Regions from separate parts of the Homo sapiens genome. Here region 2 is linked to region 1. A link is a loop called in an ENCODE intact Hi-C map of the cell type or tissue named here. Cell type or tissue: HepG2. All regions are shown on one strand. Links, peaks and the distances in the headings refer to the core of each region. The heading gives the core; the rest is flanking DNA.

Region 1 (11,297 bases), core at 1,221-9,220:
TCAAATTGACACGCTAACATCCCAATTAAAAGAGCTAGAGAGGCAAGAGCAAACTAATCCAAAAGCTACAGAAGACAAGAAATAACCAAGATCAGAGCATAACTGAATGAGATAGAGACATGAAAAACCCTCCAAGAAATAAACAAATCCAGGAGCTAGTTTTTTGAAAAAATTAACAAAATAGATAGACTGCTAGCTAGACTAATAAAGCAGAGGGAGAAGAATAAAATAGATGCAATAAAAAATGATAAAGGGGGTATCGTCACTGACTGCACAGAAATACAAAGCACCATCAGAGAATAATGTAAACACCTCTACACAAATAAACTAGAAAATCTAGAAGAAATGGGTAAATTTCTGGACAAATACACCCTACCAAGACTAAACCAGGAAGCAGTTGAATCCCTGAAGAGACAAAAAGCTCTAAAATTGAGGCGGTAATTAATAGCCTACCAACCAAATAAAAGCCCAGGACCAGATGGATTCACAGCTGAATTCTACCAGAAACACAAAGAGGAGCTAGTACTATTCCTTCTGAAACTATTCCAAACAATTGAACAGGAGAGACTCCTCCCTGACTCATTATATGAAGCCAGCATCATCCTGATACCAAAACTGGGAAGAGACAAAACAAAAAAAGAAAACATCAGGCAAATATCCCTGATGAACATTGATGTGAAAATTCTCAATTAAAATACTGGCAAACTAAATCCAGCAGCACGTCAAAAAACTTATCCACCACAATCAAGTCAGCTTCATCCCTGGGATGCAAGGCTGGTTCAACATAAGCAAATCAATAAACGTCATCCATCACGTAAACAGAATCAAAGACAAAAACCACATGATTATCTCAATAGATGCAGAAAAGGCCTTTGATAAAATTCAACATCCCTTCGTGTTAAAAACTCTCAATAAATTAGGTATCAATGGAACATATCTCAAAATAATAAGAGCTATTTATGACAAACCCACAGCCAATATCATATTGAATGGGCAAAAGCTGGAGGCATTCCCTTTGAAAGTGGGCACAAGACAAGGATGCCCTCTGTCACCACCCCTATTCAACATAGTATTGGAAGTTCTGGCCATGGCAATTAGGCAAGAAAAAGAATTAAAGGGTATTCAAATAGGAAGAGAAGAGGTCAATATTTCTGTTTGCAGACATGATTTTATATTTAGAAAACCCCATCATCTCAGCCCAAAAACTTCTTGAGCTGATAAGCAACTTCAGCAAAGTTTCAGGATACAAAATCATTGTGCAAAAATCACAAGCATTCCTTTACACCAACAATAGGCAAGCCGAGAGCTAAATCATGAATGAACTCCCATTCACAATCACTACAAAGAGAATAAAATACCTAGGAGTACAGCTAACGAGGGATGTGAGAACTACAGATCACTGCTCAAGGAACTAAGGGAGGACACAAACAAATGGGAAAACATTCCATCCTCATGGATAGGAAGAATCAATATCATGAAAATGGCCATAATGCCCAAAGTAATTTATAGATTCAATGCTATTCCCATTAAACTACCATTGACATTCTTCACAGAATTAGGAAAAAAAATATTTTCAATTTCATGTGGAATCAAAGAATACCCCATATAGCTAAGACAATCCTAAGCAAAAAGAACAAAGCTGGAGTTATCACACTACTTGACTTCAAACTATACTACAAGGCTACAGTAACCAAAATAGCATGGTACTTGTACCAAAACAGACATGTAGAACAATGAAGCAGAACAGAGATCTCAGAAATAACACCACACATCTACAACCATTTGATCTTCAACAAACGTGACAAAAACAAGCAATGGGAAAATGATCTCCTATTCAGTAAACGGTGCTGGGAAAGCTGGCTAGCCATATGCAGAAAACTGAAACTGGACCCCTTCTTTACACTTGTACAAAAATCAACTCAAGATGGATTAAAGACTTAAATCTAAAACCAAAAACCATAAGATCCCTAGAAGAAAACCTAGGCAATATCATTTGGGACACAGGCATGGGCAAAGACTTCATGCAAAAATGCCAAAAGCAATTGCAACAAAAGCCAAAATTGATAACTGGGATCTAATTAAACTAAAGAGCTTCTGCACAGCAAAGAAACTATCATCAGAGGGAACAGGCAGCCTACAGAATGGGAGAAAATTTTTGCAATCTACCTATCTGACAAAGGGCTAATATCCAGAATTTATGAGTAACTTAAACATATTTACAAGGAAAAAAACAACCCCATCAAAAAGTGGGCAAAGGATATGAACAGACACTTCTCAAAAGAAGACATTTACGTGGTCAACAAACATGGAAGCTCAGCATCACTGATCATCAGAGAAATACAAATCAAAATCACAATGCGATACCATCTCATGCCAGTGAGAATGGCGGTAATTAAAAAGTCAGGAAACGATGCTGACGAGTCTATGGTGAAACAGGAACACTTTTACACTGTTGGTGGGAATGTAAATTAGTTCAGCCATTGTGGAAGACAGTATGGTGATTCCTCAAGGATCTAGAACCAGAAATACCATTTGACCCAGCAATCACATTACTGGGTATATACTCAAAGGAATATAAATCATTCTGCTATAAAGACACATGCACACGGTATGTATTTACAATAGCAAAGACATGGAACCAACCCAAATACCCATCAATGATAGACTGGATAAAGAAAATGTGGTACATATACACCATGGAATACTATGCAGCCATAAAAAGGAATGAGGCCATATCTTTTGCAGGGACATAGATGAAGCTGGAAGCCATCATCCTCAACAGACTAACACAGGAATGGAAAACCAAACACCACGTTCTCACTCATAAGTGGATGTCGAACATTGAGAATACATGGACACAGAGAAGGGAACAACACACACCAGGGTCTGTTGGGGGTTAGGGGGTGAGGGGAGGGAACTTAAAGGAAAAGTCAATAGGTGCAGCAAACCACCATGGCACATGAATACCTGTGTAACAAACCTGCATGTTCCGCACATGTATCTTTCTTTTTTTTTAGAAGAAATAAATAAGAAAAAGACAACCTTCTGGTATGAATTGATTGGCAGCTGGCCAAGCTGCCCTCCTCCTAGGTCCCATTCTCATTTTAGTAACCTCACAATAATAGAAGTCTGCTTCTGTTTGTGGTTGAATTTTATGGTGAGTTTTATTTGATGTAAAATATGATTTTTGCTTTTTATTGACGAACAGAATTTATAAGTGTGGAATGCTATGGAGGAGAGATGGCTAGCCCATTAATAGACATAATAAGGGATTCCTTATAAAGTCCTCAAAATATTTTGCACGTCAGTGTCATAAATTCCTATAAGTACAGAAAAAACAAATGGTGTAATGTGATAATGACTCATAGATCAACCTTCAGTCTCATGCCAGGCAACTTAGTGAACTGCCACAGGAAAAATATCTAGATAAAATCTTCTTGCATGACAGAGGGAATTCGAACAGTTTCCTTCAAGATAAAATAATGAATAATTCTAAGAACAAGGAAGTTATTTCTAAACATAAAACCACAGGCAAACCACATGAAGGAAATAACTGATGTAATTGACTAAATCAATACTGAAAATGTCTATTGTTAAAAATACCACAAATGAAATCAAATAATATATGACCAGCAAAAGTATTTGGAACATACATGAAAAGTGATTACTTCCTCTTTTATACAAACACTAAAATAGAAAACCTGGCAGAGGGACATAAGGCATTTTAGAAATGCAAAAATAGAAACGGTTAATAGATATGAATATAAATGTTCACTCCCAATAAAATAAATATAAATGATAAAAGTATCCAGTTTTCCTTCAGGATATGATTGGAGTAGTTTTTTTTAAAATACTTAAAAGGAGGAGTTGATGACAGTGTGGAGAGAGTAGCACTTTTATAGGAGTGTGAATTCGTATAGACTTCTGGAGGTGAACTTGTCTGTACATGTCAAAGGCCTTCCCATTTTGAAGTCCTTTGATGTACTAGCTATATTTCTAGTAATATTTCATATAGCTTAGAGCTGAGTATAAGGTTTTAAAACGAGGATATTGCTACATCAAACAAATAACAAAAAAAATTGAAAAAAATTCCAAATGTTTGAAAATAAATTGACATATGATTACATGTAATGTATCCAACAAATAATTATTAAATGACATCACATTTGATTTTAGATGATAAACATCATATAACCCAATTGTGTGTTCTTGAAGGCTGTATACCAGAGATTATCTCTGGGAGATGGAAATGCAGCATCTATTAATTCCTTATTTGTGTTTTCTATATTTTAATGGTTATATAAAATTTTGTACCATGAGAAATAATTAATAATTGCAAATGTGAAGGAAACTTTCTTAAAACTTATAAAAATCTGAGAGTGTAACACCAACTAAGAGTGGATGTGTATAGATTTCTCATTTATAAAAATAAAGTTTGGTGCTTACCAGCAGGTGGCAGTACAAAACAAGCAGTGAGAAATCCTTTGTAAACAAAGGTACCTCAAGACTGAAAATGAGGAGCGAGACTTGGGAGTGAAGCATTTCTCTTTTTCCTTGATATGCAGAATTGTAACCACAACACCAAGGTGAAGCCCTGCTTTATAATCATTTGGGTACTTAAATCGGAATTTACCTTAAAATATTAACGTACTCAGAGGTCAAAAAGTCAAGCAAAGCACTCCTGCAGGAGTTTCTGGTACTGTTTAGAGAGAGAGCAGAATCTATACTTCACATGCTTACATACTTATTTTATTATTATTAGTTATCAATATAGAATTGATGATTTTTGTGTTAAGATGCATACTGTATCCAAAATCCTAGGTCTTAAAAAGCTCTCTAAAATGCTGTTTAGTCCATCTAATTATTTTACTAAATATTTGTTTTAATCACAAATCATAAATTTAGAAGCTCTTGCTTGGCGGTTTATCGGCACTAGTTGGTGGTGTAACTGAGATTGATATCCATGTCTGTCAATTTCCCTTTAAGGAATGATGTGTATAATAAGAGCAAATTCTTGGAAGTTTTGTCTTCAGCAAGGATCAGTTTTGAAGTTAGAAGAATGGCTTCTCTTCTTCCTTTAGGGGATTTTGTTGGCTTTCTTAATTGACATTTTATCACTTTTCCCATCTTTAATTTATTTAACCAGAACCAAGAGCTCTGTCAATACTGAAATAGATATGTCGGTGGTAAGTTTGGTTGCTTTGGCACTTACAACTATTTGATGCTTGCTTTCAGGTAGTAGTGTGTATGTTTTAAATCCATTTCTGAATCAAATTCTGTGCTTATTAGGTCCCCGCTGTGTATATTTTTCTCTATGGCAAGAGAAAAACAGTTATTTAACGTTTTATATATTTCAGGATATGTAATTTTTTGTAAGTTTTCTTTCATTACAGACTTGTAAGGATTTTAATAACTGTATTTTGAAATAAAAATAAGCTAAAAAAAGCTAATTAACCCCAAAGAGGTTAATTAAACTCAAGGTCATAGAACCTAAAAGTATTGCATAATTGGCAATAAAGCCAGCTGCCGTTACCATTCTATTCTTAGCCATCGACCTCTCTCACCTGTCACTCCATCTGCTTCCTAACCCCATCTCCTTGATTTCTCTCTGCACTGCCTCCCCACCCCACATCCCTGAGTCAAGTTTCCACAGAGCCATGGAAGTATCCTTTAAACATGTATCAGCTCTGCCCCACCCTGCTCTGAACCCCCACATAGATTCCCATCATTCTTGCAATAAGTCTCCCTCACTCTCAACAAGGCATTTCAAGCTCTGTGTGATCTGACTGTCTCCTCCTCCAGTGTCTTCTGGTATCACTAGTCCTTGCTCGTTGGGCTCCAGTTATAATGGCCTTCTCATTCTTTCATAAAGCAAATTCCTTTCTAAAGCTTTAATGCATTAAGTCTTCTCCCTAGTTCTCTTCCTCACCTCTTCTCAGATGTTGCTCTGCAAAGAGAGATTCCCTGACTCCCTTTCTTGTGTTCTCTTTGTTTTTCTTCATTGCCATGATCACTACCTGACACTTGATCTCAAATCATTGTTTCCTTGTGCATTTTCTGTTTCTTTCACTAGAATGCATTCCCCAAGAGGACAGGGTCTTTGTTGTGATCACTGCTATATTTCAGTACCTAAAATAATGCCTGATAGGTGATAGACACTCAATGGATTTGTAATTACACAAGTGAATGAATGAATAAATAAAACACACACTTTCTGACTCTCAGTCCATGACTATGCTGGTCAGTTTAACAAAGAGTGAAATAAGTTTATTGTTAAGAGATGCCAGACTTTGAAATAAGTACATTAATTAGGGCCCTCCCTGCCTCGTATATAAAATGAGATGATAATAATAATCTTTATTTTACCTACCTTATGAAATTGTGGGAAGACTGAAAAGGAAATTGTTTTCATAAGAACTTTTTAAACTATGAGAAATTATGCAGATCATTGTTGTTAGAAAATTTTAGGTTCACCAGTCGAGGAAATTCGCTTTATGCCAACAGTGATAGCAGCAGAGGGAAGCCTGGGAAACATTTATTTTAAGACTGTGGGGAGGCAAGGGGAACAGAGATTGGAAGCCCAGGATTTTGAAGACAAATGAACTTGCATGTGAGTCCCAGCTCAAACTCTTACAATCGAGTAATCCTTGTGCAAATTATTTGAACTCTCTGACCCTTAGTTATTCTTGCATAAAGTGGGTAAGGGAAACTGTCTCAAGGGTTATTATTGAGATAGTAAATGAGATCGGTATACGCCAAGTGCAGTGCTACCTTCTTATGGAAAATAGGATGGCCTAGAATAAACCTTGTAGAACCCCAATAATTACTTTCTCACATTTGTTAAATAATGTATTGTTCAGGCCACCACCTGCTCCGTTAGCAGGAAGACATCTGAGTTTTCCTATTCTTCCACCTTCTTCTGCATTCCTGTGTAATTCAAGAGCCCTGACTCAGAGAGCGTTAATCAGGTGTTTTAAAAGCCAAGGGAAGAGAAATCTACAATCCTGGTCCACTGCTGCTATGACACATTATTACCACATGGTGCCGCTATTGCAGATGGCTCCTTTCTAATCTAATGGCCGCTTAGTTTACTGTATGCCTTTTCCTAAGTATCTTTGCTCTTGGGCTCTGGGATTCCTTGATCTGTCTCTCTCTTTCTGTCCTCACATACACATCTTCAGTTTGTTTTTTTTTTTTTTTTTTTTCACGGCCTGGTGCTAAGATCTCTGGGTCCTGAGGGATTCTGTGGAAGGAACCCTCAGCCAGGCAGGTGGCTTGCATCTGTAATCCCAGCTACTAGGGAGGCTGAGATGGGAGGATCACATGAGGTCAGGAGGTCAAGACCAGTCTGAGCAATAAAACAAGACCCATTTATATGTATTAACACAAGAAAAAAAAGAAAAGAAAAAGAAGACGGAGCCCTGTTTCTGACCCCAGAGTCCATCTTTAAGCTCAAGTCACCATCCTGATTCCATGTCCCTCCAGGGGAACAATTCCTCTCTTTCAAACAGCCCCTAACTCAGAAATTGACCACTTTTCCCCCAGGGAGCAAGTCTGCATAAAAAAGGGATAAAACAGTTTTTGTTAAGCAACATGGACACATGCGCACACAGTTACACACGCTCACACACACAGTCATTTACCATTGCCTTCTCCTGGAGCAGTGGGTACCATTAACATAGTTAATAAGACCACTCCAGTGGCCCAATAAAACAAAAAGGATTAGATTCTGCCCTAGATACTTGGGATGCTGAGATGGGAGGATCACTTGAGCCCCGGAGGTCGAGGTTGCAGTAAGCTGAGATCGCATCACTCCATTCCAGCCTGGGTGACAGAGCAAGACTCTGTCTCGGAAAAAAAAAAAAAGGTTCTCTTCATAATAAAACAATGACAAAAAGCCATTGCACTTCCCATTTTAAATTCGTACTAATATTATTATTATTTGACTGTTGTAGCCACAGTGTATACTCCCTGAGAGTAGCTCAATTTAATTTGGGGAGGAAACACTAGGCTCCATCCCAAGTTGACATGGCTGTGATATGGGTCTCATAGAGCCTCTCCTCCAATACACAGCTTTTAATGAGAAGAGCAAAGGGCTTATGAATTGAACTTCCATGGAAAATCTTCTTCTCCTGACTCTTCAAACACCTCTCTTCAATGCCTGTACACTCCACATCTCCCCTCCAGCTAGTCTGGGGGTTGGAGGAGGCCTGAGGACTTCCCAGTCCTAAGGAGCACAAAGGATAGCAGACAAGCAAAAAAGGACAGGGAAGTAGGTCCCTTAGTCTTGCTCTCATCTGAGCCCTTGGTGGAAAGGGCAGAAAAGATTTCTAAGCCTCCCTATGGCCCATTCCTTCCAGGGATGTGGAGCAAAAGTCCAGTATTAAAGAGCAAAGCCATCACCACCCTCTCATGTCTTCTGGGAGACATGCATTAGCTGGCAGTGGTTTATATAGTCCGGTTTCTGATCCTGACCAGACATAATTAATCATCACCAACTATGGGTACCAATATGACACACCTTGTTTCATTTTTATATAAATATTTCATTGAAAACAAATGCCCCAGTGTCATGATATAGCCCAAGGCTCACTCTTCTTCCACTTTCTCTCCAAGTTGAACTAGCTCATTTATGAACTTTCTGGTTGGACTTTTCTTATTTCTCTTCTGAGTTGCAAACTTTGCACATTAATTGGCACTGACTCAGTACTACCACCTCTAACATCTTTACCTTTTCTGTTCTGAACTTCAAAGTTTGTCTCCCTGGCTGGTGTTATGGCCACATTCTGAGAATTGCCAGTCTGTACCCTCTGTATCCTCCACGCAATTGTCTGAAATCATTTACTTGTTATCTCCAGCCATTATGGAAAATGCCTGCTTATCATGCATATATGATTTCCCTTTCTGCAGGTCTCTGAAGCTTCTATACTAAATTGAATTTCTTCTTACTGCTTTCCTTCTATTGTTCTGGCTTTACCATACTGTTCATTACTAAAATACATAATCACATTTAGACCAAATGATCTAATTGCATAAATTTTCTTGTGATCTGGAGTTCCTGGCACTGAAACCCATTTCCTAGCAAACCTATTAAAACTCCCAGGCTGCTTCCAAATTCTGTGTGTTGGCTGAGGGTTCCTTTTTCAAAGCATAACAAGCAAACCTGAGAATTTTTACAATTTCAGATAAATCAGTGATTGTTTTTCTTGCTTTTGTCACATTCATTTTTCAACAAAAAGGAAGATGTATATAACAAGACTGAAATGAAAAATTTAGCATATACAGTGGAAGAAGCATTCTACTTATGTTATTTAATCCTCAGAATAACTGTGCTGGGTTTTCTTTATTTCCTTTTGCTGAGAAAGTTGAGATTCAGAAAAGAGAAATAACTTGCTCAAGGTTAACCAGCTCAGGGGACAGACCCAAGCTATTATATACCTACCATTGCCAGCTAATGCCCTGGCTCTCAGAAGACACTCTAGAATGGCACATTTACCCTTTAATACTAGCTAAGGCTTTTCTCCACACTTCTGAAGACATTGTTGTTTTTATTAGCCAGTAGAATCATGTTCAAAATTCTATCCAGTTCTTTTTATTCAGTAAAAGAAAAAGAAAGGAATGATTAAACCTTCATTATGGAAAGAGATAAAGCCAAGTGTATTTGTTAGTTATAACTAGGCTAAGCTAGTTGCCCGTTTTGTCTCTATGTATATAACCATAATCACCAGCACCTTGTGTGTAATAAGCACCGGATGGCATGTGCCTATTGTGTTAGAGGAATGCACAGCCGTGGGCTTTGTTTCTTATGACACGCAGACTGCAGCTATATTTAAAATGATAATCTGGGCAATGTTCTTCACATTTTGTTTGTGTGAATTCAACCACAGTGAAGGAATTATTGTCTGGTGAACCTGTGCTCGTTGTTAGGAATGCATTCCTGAGTGTCCTGACGAGGAAATTAGGCAAACTGTGCATATGTCCATTCAATCTAGAAGCGGTTATTGAGCATTCGCTGTGTACCAAGTGCTGTCCTTGACAAGAAGACTTACACCCAGTGGTCCCAGAGGGAGACTTCGGAAGTGGGAGCACCTGTCAGATCATCATGTGAGTCCTTCCCTCCAATTCCATCCACCTACACCCCCCTCCCAATCTTCTGGGATTCTCCTTTCCTTTCTCACACTTATATATACACATTCTTCATGTGAACATTTATTCAGATAAAGAAGAGTCATGACTGGAAGATGGTTTTGATGACTCGTGGAAGAGTCTCGTTGACCCAGCCCACTAATGACGCTGGTAAAGTGTTTAAATGTTGTCTTGTAGATGCCATCTTTGGTTATGATGGTTGGCTTTAACACTAAAGAATAAAATAAGAGTGGTGTCCTTGCTGGTTTGTTTTATGTTTGCAGATGAGGAACAGTACCCTTGGCTTTTTTCCTGAGATTCGTCTAACTAACAGCAACCAGTTCTGCTCAAAATTAATTTTGTTAGTATTTTATAAGTTAAAGGCAGCCCAGATTTATTGAGCCTAGCAGTGTACTAGGCAATGGGGAAAATATAAAATAAGGAAACTTGCACATAAGAAATGGGAAAAACATAATGAGAAAAGACAACAATTTCTAATCTTCTTTGTTTCATTTCAATGCAATGCTGTCCTTTAGGGTAGTCACAAGCCACATATGGCTAACGAGCACCTGAAATGTAACTGGTCCAAATTGGGATGTGTGGTAAAATAATAATGTGAAGTAGATCATGAATAATTTTTTATGTTGATTGCATGTTGAAATAATATTTTGAATATATTGAGTTGAATATATTATTAAATTTAATTTCACCTGTTTCTTTTTACTTTATAAAATGTGGCTAATTGAAAAATAAAATTATATATGTGGCACATATTACTTTTTAAAATGTGGCTACTAGAAAAATAAAATTACATATGTGGCACATATTATATTTTTGTTAGAAAGTGTCATTGTAATATTTCCACTAGTCATATTGGGGATTATATGATAATATAGTGTATAGTGATTTATAATATGATTTTTCACATTTAAAATTATTTCATTAAATATTTTTCTCAAATCATGATATTTGTATAGCCACCTTGGATGTTATCATAATTATCCCATCATGGAAGTGTTGAGTTGTGTGTATAACTAGGACTTCCTGTTCCGCATCATTTAGCCATTTAGACATTTAGGTCATTTGCAATTTGCAAAGTAAGGAATTTTTTTTTAATGTTGTTAAACAATACAATTTTCCCCTCTCTTCCTCTATAGGAGTAAATTTGGAAA
Region 2 (11,297 bases), core at 1,993-9,992, 580 kb after region 1:
AAAATATTTACTTTTTTCTTTCAAGGTTTCCTTATGAAACCTTTGAAACTCAGAAATAAAAGCTGGGAGCAGAGTGTCAGAGCAGCTGCGCCATCTAAATGTAATTACACATTAATTTGCATGAGACTTGAGAGGTGGAAGAATATGTAAATAGATTTTATGGCTACTGGCCATTAGAGTTTCTTTCTTCTTGTATTTTTTAATTCCTTTTTTAAGAGATGGCAAATAAAGTACAACATCCCTAGACTTACCTTTAAAGCCATTGGGGTTTAGAATGTTGGTTGATAACTGTTTGCTAACCTTTCTAGTTTGGTTTTTGGGTTTCATTCATCTTTCCTGGTTTATCACTGAATCTCCAGCACCTGATTCCATGTCTGGTACATAGGAGTTGCCCTCCCACCCTCAGTGCCCCCCCCCACCCACTCGCAAAAAGAAACAATGAAAGGTTGCACTTAGTTCAAATGGTAAGGGAGGTGTGGCACACACAGCATTCTTGTTGGGCGGTGCTCTCCTCCATACTTGAAATCATATTAACCAATACTGCTGAACCAAATACCAACGAACCAATACTAATGAATACTAACCAATACCAACGAACCAATACTAATGAATACTAACCAATACTAACGAACCAAAACATTAGGCTTCATGTTTCCCAGAGTTACTTAAAAGATACTGCAGTGGTCTGTAATCAGAACTCCAAGATTGTTTAGTAGATTATACTTAGCAAAGGAAGCAACAACAATATTACCAACTAAAAGATGACTCAAGAGACTCCAAAGAATTGCAGTTTGGGAACATGCAAAATTAGTATTCAGGAGTGGGAAATGGCCACGGCCATCAACACTCCCACAGAAATTTTGAAATCTTTGGGTCTCTAGTCTCATATTTCTGAAAAAAACCCTGTTTCTTCACAAAGATTACATTAGTTTTGGTTTTCTTCAATAGTTATCTACTGTATAAGGGATGGACTTAAACTACAAAGTTGTAGACATCCAGATGCATCAATGGTTTGATGATGAACATGTTTTGAATCCTCATTAGAAAAGCTGAAGGCATAACATAAAATGCAAATTTTAGAAATAAAGGGGAAAGTGAAATCCCTGAATGTTAATGTTTTACTAGACCTTTGGTATTTGAAAAATGATTTTATAAATCTGAGTAATTACTAAAATGTAATTTCTATGGTCATAATTTTTCACTCTCAAGTGGCAAAACCTTTTAACTGAGGAGAATAGAAAAGTTGAGTTAAATGAACTTCAGAAGGACCCTTTTTATTTCTTAGGACAAGTGCAAATGTGCTTTGCTTCCCTACACACCTATCAGATGACAACATCATGTTGAAGAAATCACTATACTTAGTGAGCTATCATTGGGCTTTTAAAACATAAGTGGGTTTTGTACACAATTTTATGAAAAGCATTTTTTATGGCATGGATCAGAAACTGCTGCTAGTAAGAATCTCTCAAAATATTAACTGATAACAGATGTGGGATCTTAAACAGAGATACAAATGCCTTTAATATTACATTGACATTTGATGACATAAGATGCTTTTTCTCGAAGTTTAAAAAGGACCAGGAGCTGGATGTGTATTTCAAAAAGGCATATGGATGGAGCTGTGAAGCAGATGGGAAACTGGGAGACAATGCCTTTAAAAAGACTCAATAGTCAAGGCCTGGTCCTCAGCATCACATTAAATAATTAATTCTACATGTATCCACTATACAGTAATCATGATAATTATAATAGCAATTATTTATAAAACACTTGGAATGCATCAGGTATAATTCTGTATGCTTTAGATACATTATTATTTTACTCTTTTTACAATAGCTCTGCAACATAAGTATTATTCTCCTTATTTTATCAAAGAGGAAACTGATTAGGGAACTTAAGAATTTTGCCCAAGTATGCAAAGAGTGTGTAAGGTTTTATTCAGATTCAATTCTAGGACTTTCTAACTCTACAGCTGTCTCCTCACCACAACCTGTTCTGCCTTTCCAAACTTTTTTGAGGTTCTACTATGTGCCTAGCTCCTTTCTAGATTTTGATGATGAAGTGGTGAACAGGCAGGACCCCTGCTGTTAGAGATCTCACCCTCTAGTTAATAAGTTAGACCTTAAACAAATACTTGTATTAGTAATTAATCTATTACCATGATGGTTAATGCTATGAAGTTTCCTTCGGGATGCTACTCTTGTGAGGGGATGCTACTCAAAAAAGACATAAAGAAATCCAGATACATATATGGAAAAAAGGGAGTTCATCTCTCAAAGAGTACTTTTTAAAACTTCATTTCAAAAATCATTCATTTAAAGTAGTTTTTACACAACGTATGTTTAATTTGCAAGAGCTGAAAGCTGAAATGAATGTCTTAGCAATTCTCTACATGTAGCAAGAAACCATATGTTTTAGAAACAAAAAACATGAGAAATGTTAAATATATTATTATTATTACCACCTTTAGCATTTTTCATGCCAGTTGAGGAGAAGGGAGAGAAGCCAGTTTGATTCAATGTTTTCTTTGATTAGATTGCTTCTTTGGGACTTGTGGCCTTTGGTTGCTTGCAGCTGTGGATTTAGAGGTTTAAGTGAGTAAAAAGCAGGATATGGCTAGTCAAGAGATTGCTGCTTTGAAAATGTGCCTTTCCCCTGTGTTTATCCTTCACTCCAGCACAAAACTGTCCTCCTTTATAACACAGCATCTGTAAGGCAATTAAAACAAAACTCTTTGGAGCAATGTTGTCAATAATCAAAACTCATGACTAAGATAAATAACTAAAAATTATTAAATATGACAAGCATTTCCTCCACATACTTAAGTAGTATTAGTAAATACTGATCTGTTGACTATGTGCTACATGATTTGTAAAAGTTTTCTCATATTACTGTCACATCTACCTGATGAACTGGGAATTGGCAGCAATTGTCATTATTGATAGTTAGACCCATTTGACAGATGATAAAACTGAAGTTCAGAAAAATTGAGTGACTTTCCCAAAGTTATCTGTCTAGTAAAGGGTACAGTTTTCAGCCCTGGGGCCGTTGGGCTACAGAGCCTATGCTAATTTCGAGCCAGCCTGGAAGGTTATTTTGTATTTGCTGCCATTTTGTCTCAGGTGAATTAGAGCAGGACTAGTGTGTTGTCAGAATGTATTGAGCATAGAGAGTGCATGATCTGCAGGCAGAGAAAAATACCTGCAGAAAAAAAAAATGAGGATTCTGAAGAATTAGTAAGGAGAATCTAAATGCCCTAAAACCATAGGGCATTATTGTAACCAGTTTGACCTACAGGCAATGTGCTCCTGACAAGGAATTCTCCTCTGCCCATTCAAGTAATCAAAACCCCATTAACCTTTTCACGCATTTCCCTCTGTTCCTAGCAGAGGGCAAGTATGCATACTTAAAATAAACAAAAATGAATTTTAACGAATTAGGTAGAAATCTCAGTGAGGATGACAGAGCAGGTCTCACTCTTAGAGGTTACAGCACTTTACAATTTGCCGCAGTGTTTGGAATGTCCCTTTGCCCTTAATAAACATTAATGATCTGATTATATATTTGTTACCATTAGAAATTTCATTTTATTTCCACTCTGCAGTCACACATGATTAACTTCCTTTGAATTCCATGTTTGCTTAGTTTTGAATGAGAAACCTAAGTATACATATAAAATAGCAGGTTTTTTTAAGTGCCATGGCATGGTTTTGAGATTGTCAGAAATGGACCATAGCCTATGTGAATGGTAACTTTGACTTTTATTGACTTCAGCTAAGCTATACATTAGAGATTTAACAAAATAAATGAATTACTTCTTGCTATATTGCTGAGAATAAAATAAAATGAGAAAATATCCACATTGCCTTAAGCCAAACATATGGAGTTCAGGAAAAAGAAAATGCTCATGCTACCCTAAAATAGGATATTTGGTGACTATTTTTTCTAAATCCTGTGAAGTTGGGCTATTAAATAAAAAGATTGAGCTGGGCCCAGTGTCTCACACCTGTGATCCCAGCACTTTGGGATGAGGGATCCCTTGAGCCCAGGAGTTCAAGATCAGCCTGGGCAACATAGTAAGACTCTGTCTCTACAAAAGAAAATTTAAAAAATTAACTGGACATGGTGGCATATGCCTGTAGTCCCAGCTACTTGGGAGACTGAGGTGAGAGGATTGCTTGAGCGTGGCAGGTGAAGGCCGCTGTGAGATGGGACTGCACCACTGCACTTTAGCCTGGGTGACAGAGTGAGATCCTGTCTCAAAAATAAACAAATAAACTTAAAAAGGGTTGAGAAAGCAGAAAGGAAAATTGTACGTGTTCTTTAAATGCATAAGTGATGCCGATTTGAATTTATCTTAACCCTTCTTTAATTATTGAATTGTATGTAAGATTAGGAATCTGAACCAATTTCACTTAGAGATGCTTGAAAAGGTGACATACTCTTCAGGAGAATTTCTTTTATCTACACTCTCTTTCCCTTATTCCATCCCTACTTCGACTTTCTTACCCACTTCCCCAGAATAAGAGGACTTTACAGACTCTCTGAGATAATGCTGTAGTTCTATGACCACAGCAGGAGCCTTAGCTGACAGTATTTGTAGGTGTTGCCAGATGTGTCTGGACAAGGAGTTGAGCTTTGAAAAGTACATACTTCTTTCACAAAGTCACTGTTTCCTTATGACAATTTGGCTGTAGTCTTCAGGATAATAAAAGTTCTGAGCAGAAAGTTCTTAAAATAGTATTATACTCAGAGGAAAAGGAAAGACAGGGTAAATCTTTGTAAAAGGGATATTGAGGATATAAGCTTGGAAAAGTGGACACATGATCAGAAAGTCAAATAGAAATAGACAGCTATTCACCTGGAAATAAGAGGTAGGTTATTTATGTTTCAGATTAAAGAAAGAAGGTTACTCTCTAGGATAGAGAGCAGGTCTGTGTTTCAAGCTTGGTTTGCAAGATGTACTCAGCATTGAACAAGAAACACTGTAGTTAAGGGGTCAGAAATAAAGCAGTTTGTTAAGACAGGGAGGGAAAAATTTGTGCCCAGGCAGTGGCAATTATTTTTTCTGATGCTTCTTCTCATAGCTGCATGCTGATACAGTAGATGCCTCATGTGAACTCATTTGCCAATTATGGAAATGGATAAAAAGACAGTTAAAATCCTATCAAATAAAGAAAATGAACTGGAATAATTTTGACCCTAAGGATTAGTTGAAAATGTCCATTAGAATGATGATGACAAAGACAAGCTATCTTTTACTGACTACTCACTCAAATACATGCTTTCACATTTAAAGAACCTAGTTAGGCATGTATTTCTAGCCCCATTTCTCAGATGAGTAAACTAAGACAGGCAAAAGCACGTGTCTATGAAGCAGAGAAGGAAAATAGGAGATTAGAAGAAGGAGAAGGAAAAAGAGAAAAAGGAGAAGAGGAGGGGGAGGAGGAGGAAGAAGAAGAAGAAAAGGGAGGAGGAAGAAAAAGAAGAGGAAGAGGACAGAGAGGAAGAAGAGGAAGAGGGAGTAGGAGGAGGAGAATGAGCAGAAAAGGAGGAAGAGGAAGATAAAGAAGAAAAGGAGGGGAAGAAAACTCCTGACGAAATTCCAAGTAAATTTCTAAGGGAAAATGAGAAGGCTTTCTCTGGAGACCTGAAATTGTCATGACTTAGGATTTTTAATTCCTGCTTAAGACAAAAGCTACTCCAAAATGAAAGCGTTCATCATAGGAAGATGGAGTCTTCTCCCAAACCTTAGCACAATTTGAATATTAGATAGTATGAAACATTGTTTTAAAAGTCTAAACCAAAAGTGAAGTGTATTCTGTCTTATACAATAGTAATCTTTCTAGAAGTTATACGTAGGAATTTTTTTGCAACTCTTGGCAATCTTTTGTATAATAAAACTACATTGTCCTGTTCGGATGTGCTTACCTAGTACCACCTGGTGGCAACCAAAAATATTTCAGGAAGGGAGAAGAAATTGGGAATGCTCATCCTAATTTCTCAAACCCAACTTCCATCTCAGGAGGGGGTTGTTTAAGCACTGGAAATATTATTAGTATGAGATCACCTGTGCTAGGTGGTTTGAACTCAGTAGAGAGCTAGTACTGAAATATGCCATATTGACAACACCAAGAATCACCACTGTTTATCAGGAAGACACTTTCAGATGGATTTTCCTTAGCCATAATTGATAAATGTATTTCTTTGTTCTCTCTCTTCCTGATTGTGGGCATTGATGCATAAGACAGCTGACTAGCCATACAAATGCAGAACAAATGATCATGGCAGAGAACGAACCTAAGTGGAACACACAAAAGTGCCAAACCTATCACCTTGGCCTCATTAATACCAGGTTACAGCTAATTGTGCTAACAACCCCTCCCATCTCTCGTCTTCATTACGTAATAGCGAATTTCTTTTCATCTGTGACTTAAATTGCTTTTTCAGATCTAGTCCCCTGAAAATTTCTTCTCCTCCTCTAGGCAATCTCCTATAAAACATTTATTCAAGTATTGATTGAGTATCTGCTATTGCAAAACACTATGCTAGATGCTAGAGAATTCAGCATTTGAACTAGAGGGCTAAGATTCTTACTGTTATTCTAATGTAAAAGACAAATAATAATAACAATTTATTTAGTGCTACTATGTTTCAGGTACTGTTCTAAGTGATTTATGCTGATTGGCTCATTTAATTCTCACAATAATCCTATGAGGCAGGTACTATTTTTATCCCAATTTTATTAATGATAAAATTGAAACATAGGGAAATTAAGTAACTTGCCATGGTCACCTGCATAGTGATAGAGATGGGATTCAAACCCAAGCTGACTCTGGAGTTTATTCTTATCCTTAACCACTGCTTTGTACTGCCTGTCAATAAATAAGAAAACAAGCAGCAATATACAAGAAAATTAATAAACAACAATTTTTGGTAGTGAGATACGATATAAGGAAAATCAATTATTGCAAAGGAATAGAGAGTGATGGCCTGAGAAGGGAGAGGAAAGGAGGGGCTGCTGTAGACAGGGTGACCAGAAGTATCTCTGAAGAGATGACATTAGAGCTAAGATCTACATAAGAGAGAATCCATATTGTAAAGATCAGAGAAAAGACTCCCAGGTAGAAGGAACAGCAAGTTCCAAGGCAAGAGGAATGCCTGGGAAGGCTTAAGGAGCAGAAGGATAAGACCTGCAATTGGAAATCAGGGAACAAGAATGGGGGGGAACAATGAGATACCATTTCACACCTGTTAGAATGGCTGTTATCAAAAAGACAAAAGATGACAAGTACTGGCAGATATGTGGAAAAAAGGAGGACCCTAGTACACTTTTGGTGGAAATATAAATTACAGCCATTATGCAGAGGTGCAGTGAGCTGAGATCACTCCACTGCACTTCATCCTGGGCAACAGAGCAAGACTCTGTCTCCAAAAACCAAAAAAAAAAAAAACAAAAACAACACAGCCATTACAGAAAACTGCATAAAGTTCCTCCAAAAATTAAAAATAGAAATTCCATGTGATCCAGCAAATCTTACTTCTGGGTATATATCCAAAGGAAAATAAATATATCCAAAGGAAAAAAAATAAATTGAAGAGAGATACCTGCACACTCATGTTCATTGCAGCATTATTCACAATGGCTAGACTACGGAGTCAATTGACAGATGAATGGATAAATAAAATGTGGTACATATACACAATAGAATACTATCTGGCCTTTTAAAAAGAGGGAAATTCTGTCATTTACAACAACATGTAGGTACCTTTAGGACATTATGTTTAGTGAAAGAAGCCAGGCACACAAAGACGTGTGCTGCAAGAGATCACATATATGTGAAATCTAAAACACTTGATCTTATAGAAGTAGAAAGTAAAACGGTGATTAACAGGGTCTGGAGCTGGGAGTGGTGGTGGGTTAGATGTAAGTGAAAGGATACAAATTTTCATTTAGATAGGAGGAATAACTTAGAGATCTATTGCAAACAATGTGACTACAGTTAATAACATATTTTTGAAAATTGCTGAGTAGATTTTTAATGTTCTCAGTACAAAAAATGAGAGCATGCATATGTAAATTATCTCTCTTGAACCATTCCATGATGCATACGTATTTCAAAACATCATGTTACATATGATAAATATATACTATATATACTATTTTAACAATTTAAAAATAATTTTTTAAAACACTTTAAGAAGATAATATGGAATAGATGAAGTTGAAAATAATGTGTACACACGGACATGGAGAATGGAATAATAGACATTGGAGACTTGGAAGGATGTGAGGCTGGAAGGGTAGAGGGGGTTGGGAGATGAGAAAATTACTTAATGGGTACAATGTACACCATTCATGTGATGGTTACATGGAAAGCCCATACTTCATGACTACACAATATATCCATGTAACAAAACTGTACTTGTACCCCTTAAATGTATTATTAGAAGGAAAGGAAAGGAAAAGAAAGACAGGAAAGGAAGGGAAAGGAAAGGACAGGGGGAGGGAAAAGAGGAAAAGTTGAAAGTAAGGAAAAAGAAAATGTATGGTCTGGACTGCAAGGATGCTGTCAGTCCCCCTGAAGAGACCTATTCTAATTCCAAAGAGGAATCACTGGGTTGTTTTGAGCAAGAAAATGATATGATCGTGTGCATCATTCAGATTGCTTCTGCTGAAATGTTTCCTTCCAATTCATAGCTTCACTATTGTTTCTCAAGGTATTTCACTAGGCATCCTGCATCTAATGTGTCAAATACCCTTGGCTAGGTCTCCTGTTGCAAGGCCAACAGTCTTCCTTCCCTTGACTGTTCTTTCCCAGACATTCCTCTTTCTAATTGGTCTGAATGTCCACTTATAACATCCAATATCAGTGAAGCTATAGTCATAATTATATCTCCTCTGACTAAGGGCTATAGTAGAGGCATTCCAACAGTGCTGAAAGCAAATGAAGTCATGTTTTATTGGTAGAAACTGGAGACTGTTTGGCATTTTAGTAAAGCAAATGTTTGACCCAAGGGCACTATTGTACCAGTGTTAGTCATGAATCTCTCCTATGTTTGTTTTATTAAGTTTCAAAATTTTACTCTTTGATAAATAATGTTCCCACAGAGAATGTTAAAGGCCCAAAGGAAAGAATTACAGTATCTGTAGTAATGGTATGTAATGAATGCAGTGAAGTCAGAAGAAAAACTGCCTTGTTGTCAAAGAGGAGACTGTTTCGATTACATGGACTCTCAGAACTTCTGCAGATTCTGCTTGTGCCTGCCACATGCACTCGACTTAGCCCTACCTATTACATGAAAAACTCCCTAAATGGAGAAGCTTCACAGCTCATTATACCATGGTATCAACCATGACCCCTTTCAACATATGAGTACATATGGTTTGGATGGATGGATGGATGGATGCATGAACGTATGGATGAGAATCCAAAGATCCTGAAAGTCAGTGCAATCCATGTGATACTCCCACCTATAGTAGAATCTTAGAGATGATCAAACCCGGTAAGGTAATGTGATCAAGAGCTAAAATATCACTGAGAATCAGCCTTAAGAGAAGCTGCAGCTTTAATGTCTAGAGAATGACTATTTTTTAGCTTCCCAGTTTCCATGTTTGGAGCCAAGCATGGACACTTAATCAAATCAAGGACACTTAATCAAATGATATTAAGTGGGAAAAAAAAACTTGTCACCCTATCTTGGTTTCCTCTCAGACTAGCTAACATTGTAAGACTCAGCTTAAATGTCTTTATGCTATTTCCCTCAGGAGGATATTCCTGACCTATAAGGCTGGTTAAGCATCCATCTGAGGTGCCTCTACTGCAGCAGGTTTTACTGTGATTGCCCTGTAAATGTCCATGTTGTTCCAAGTTCTGTTCTTGGTATTTGAAACCTAACATATACTAAAGTTAGCAAGAATGTTGCCTTTGGTTGGGAGAAGTCATATTCTGCCTGTAGCCTAAACTTAAAACAGATTAACACATCCTCCCCTTTCAGTATAAACTTTTAAGTATTTTTTTCATAACCAGGAGATTAGAATGTTACTATATAATCACTTCATAATCATAGTGTATTCACATAGTATTGTATTCACTACATAAGGATAAGATTTATATATATATGTCTGTATGTATATACAAATATATATACTAAATGTACACATATATACACAAATATATATACACAAATACACTATACTATATATATACACAAATATACTAAATATATTATATATACACACAAATACACACACACACACACATATAAACATTAGAGGAAAGAAGCCATTGCAACTTGCCAACAGTAGTTTCTTCTTCCTTTGTTTAACCCAGATAATGAAAGAAAGAAAGAAACTATCTGTAAAAACTGAAGCTGTAAATTCCACTCCAAAATGATTAATTTATACTCATATATATGTGTGATTCTTATTTTATTTACTTTTTACTTATTGGCAAGTATTATCTAATAAATGTATATTGGTTTCTCACCATAAAAAAATTCTTTAATATTTGCAAAGCAGAACTCTAGGGATACAGATATTTATATCTATGTTATTACTATAAATCAATCTTTTTTCTTATTTTTAAGCAACATCAATGAAAAACTATTATTAGGATTCTAGTCATAAACTCTAGTACTAGAAGCTTGATTCATGTTATTAATCTGGAATTACTTTAAGAGCATTTTTGTGTTTGTTTATGGATTTTGGAATGATGCAGAAGTGAGATTTATGAGAGTTTCAGTAATTACATTTTTAGGTACTTATTAAACTGGTGTTATCATAAACATTGTGGTATATTTGTGGTCTTTGTGGACTTATTTCTTGGGATAGATTCAACGGAGAGAGTACTTCATTTCTTAGCAGCCTGTTAAAGCTCTTGATGGAAAAAAACATTATTTTTTCAGCCACCACCATCCTTGTATCCTCAGTGACTTGCTCTGTGCTTTGCTCAGTGCATGACCCATGATGGGGGCTCAATGAACTGGCATTAGATTGAAAAGTAAATAATCAGGAAAGAAGTGGAAGGAGGTAGCTTATGTAAACTGTACTTTAAGGAGAAAGATAGCTAAGAGAAAGAAATAAATGAGTTGACATTTGAAAGGACACAAGGGCAAAGAAGCATTTTTTAAAAAACATTGTTTTCTCACCTATTATAGAAAGAAAATAAGTTTTTTTGTATGAAGTTTAGAGAATACAAGGAAATTCAAAGAAAATTAAAGTTAGCCTGTATCTCACAAGCCAGAAATAGCATGTATGCATTTTTCAATGCATAACACCCACATGTGCCTGCCTG

Evidence for each region. A loop is a pair of places that touch in the nucleus more often than their neighbours do. Peaks named below come from ENCODE experiments on the same cell type or tissue, not always from the same donor. Only the 100,000 strongest peaks of a DNase experiment are listed, where the experiment ranks them.
Region 2: it touches region 1 in a loop (7-fold over the local background); 3 of 110 quality-filtered maps call a loop at or near these places.

What each region holds. Positions count from the first base shown.
Region 1 is chr4:21,761,728-21,773,024 of GRCh38, reverse strand. The region is part of intron 1 of KCNIP4 (potassium voltage-gated channel interacting protein 4); the gene reads left to right. Among named protein-coding and RNA genes, the nearest start is that of KCNIP4-IT1, 86 kb to the left of the region's middle. In HepG2, for the core only: CTCF peaks have their summits at 4,460 (motif pointing right) and 7,038; a DNase peak (open chromatin) is centred at 4,454.
Region 2 is chr4:21,179,627-21,190,923 of GRCh38, reverse strand. The region is part of intron 1 of KCNIP4 (potassium voltage-gated channel interacting protein 4); the gene reads left to right. Among named protein-coding and RNA genes, the nearest start is that of MIR7978, 280 kb to the left of the region's middle. In HepG2, for the core only: a CTCF peak has its summit at 5,928 (motif pointing left); no DNase peak of the experiment used is centred there.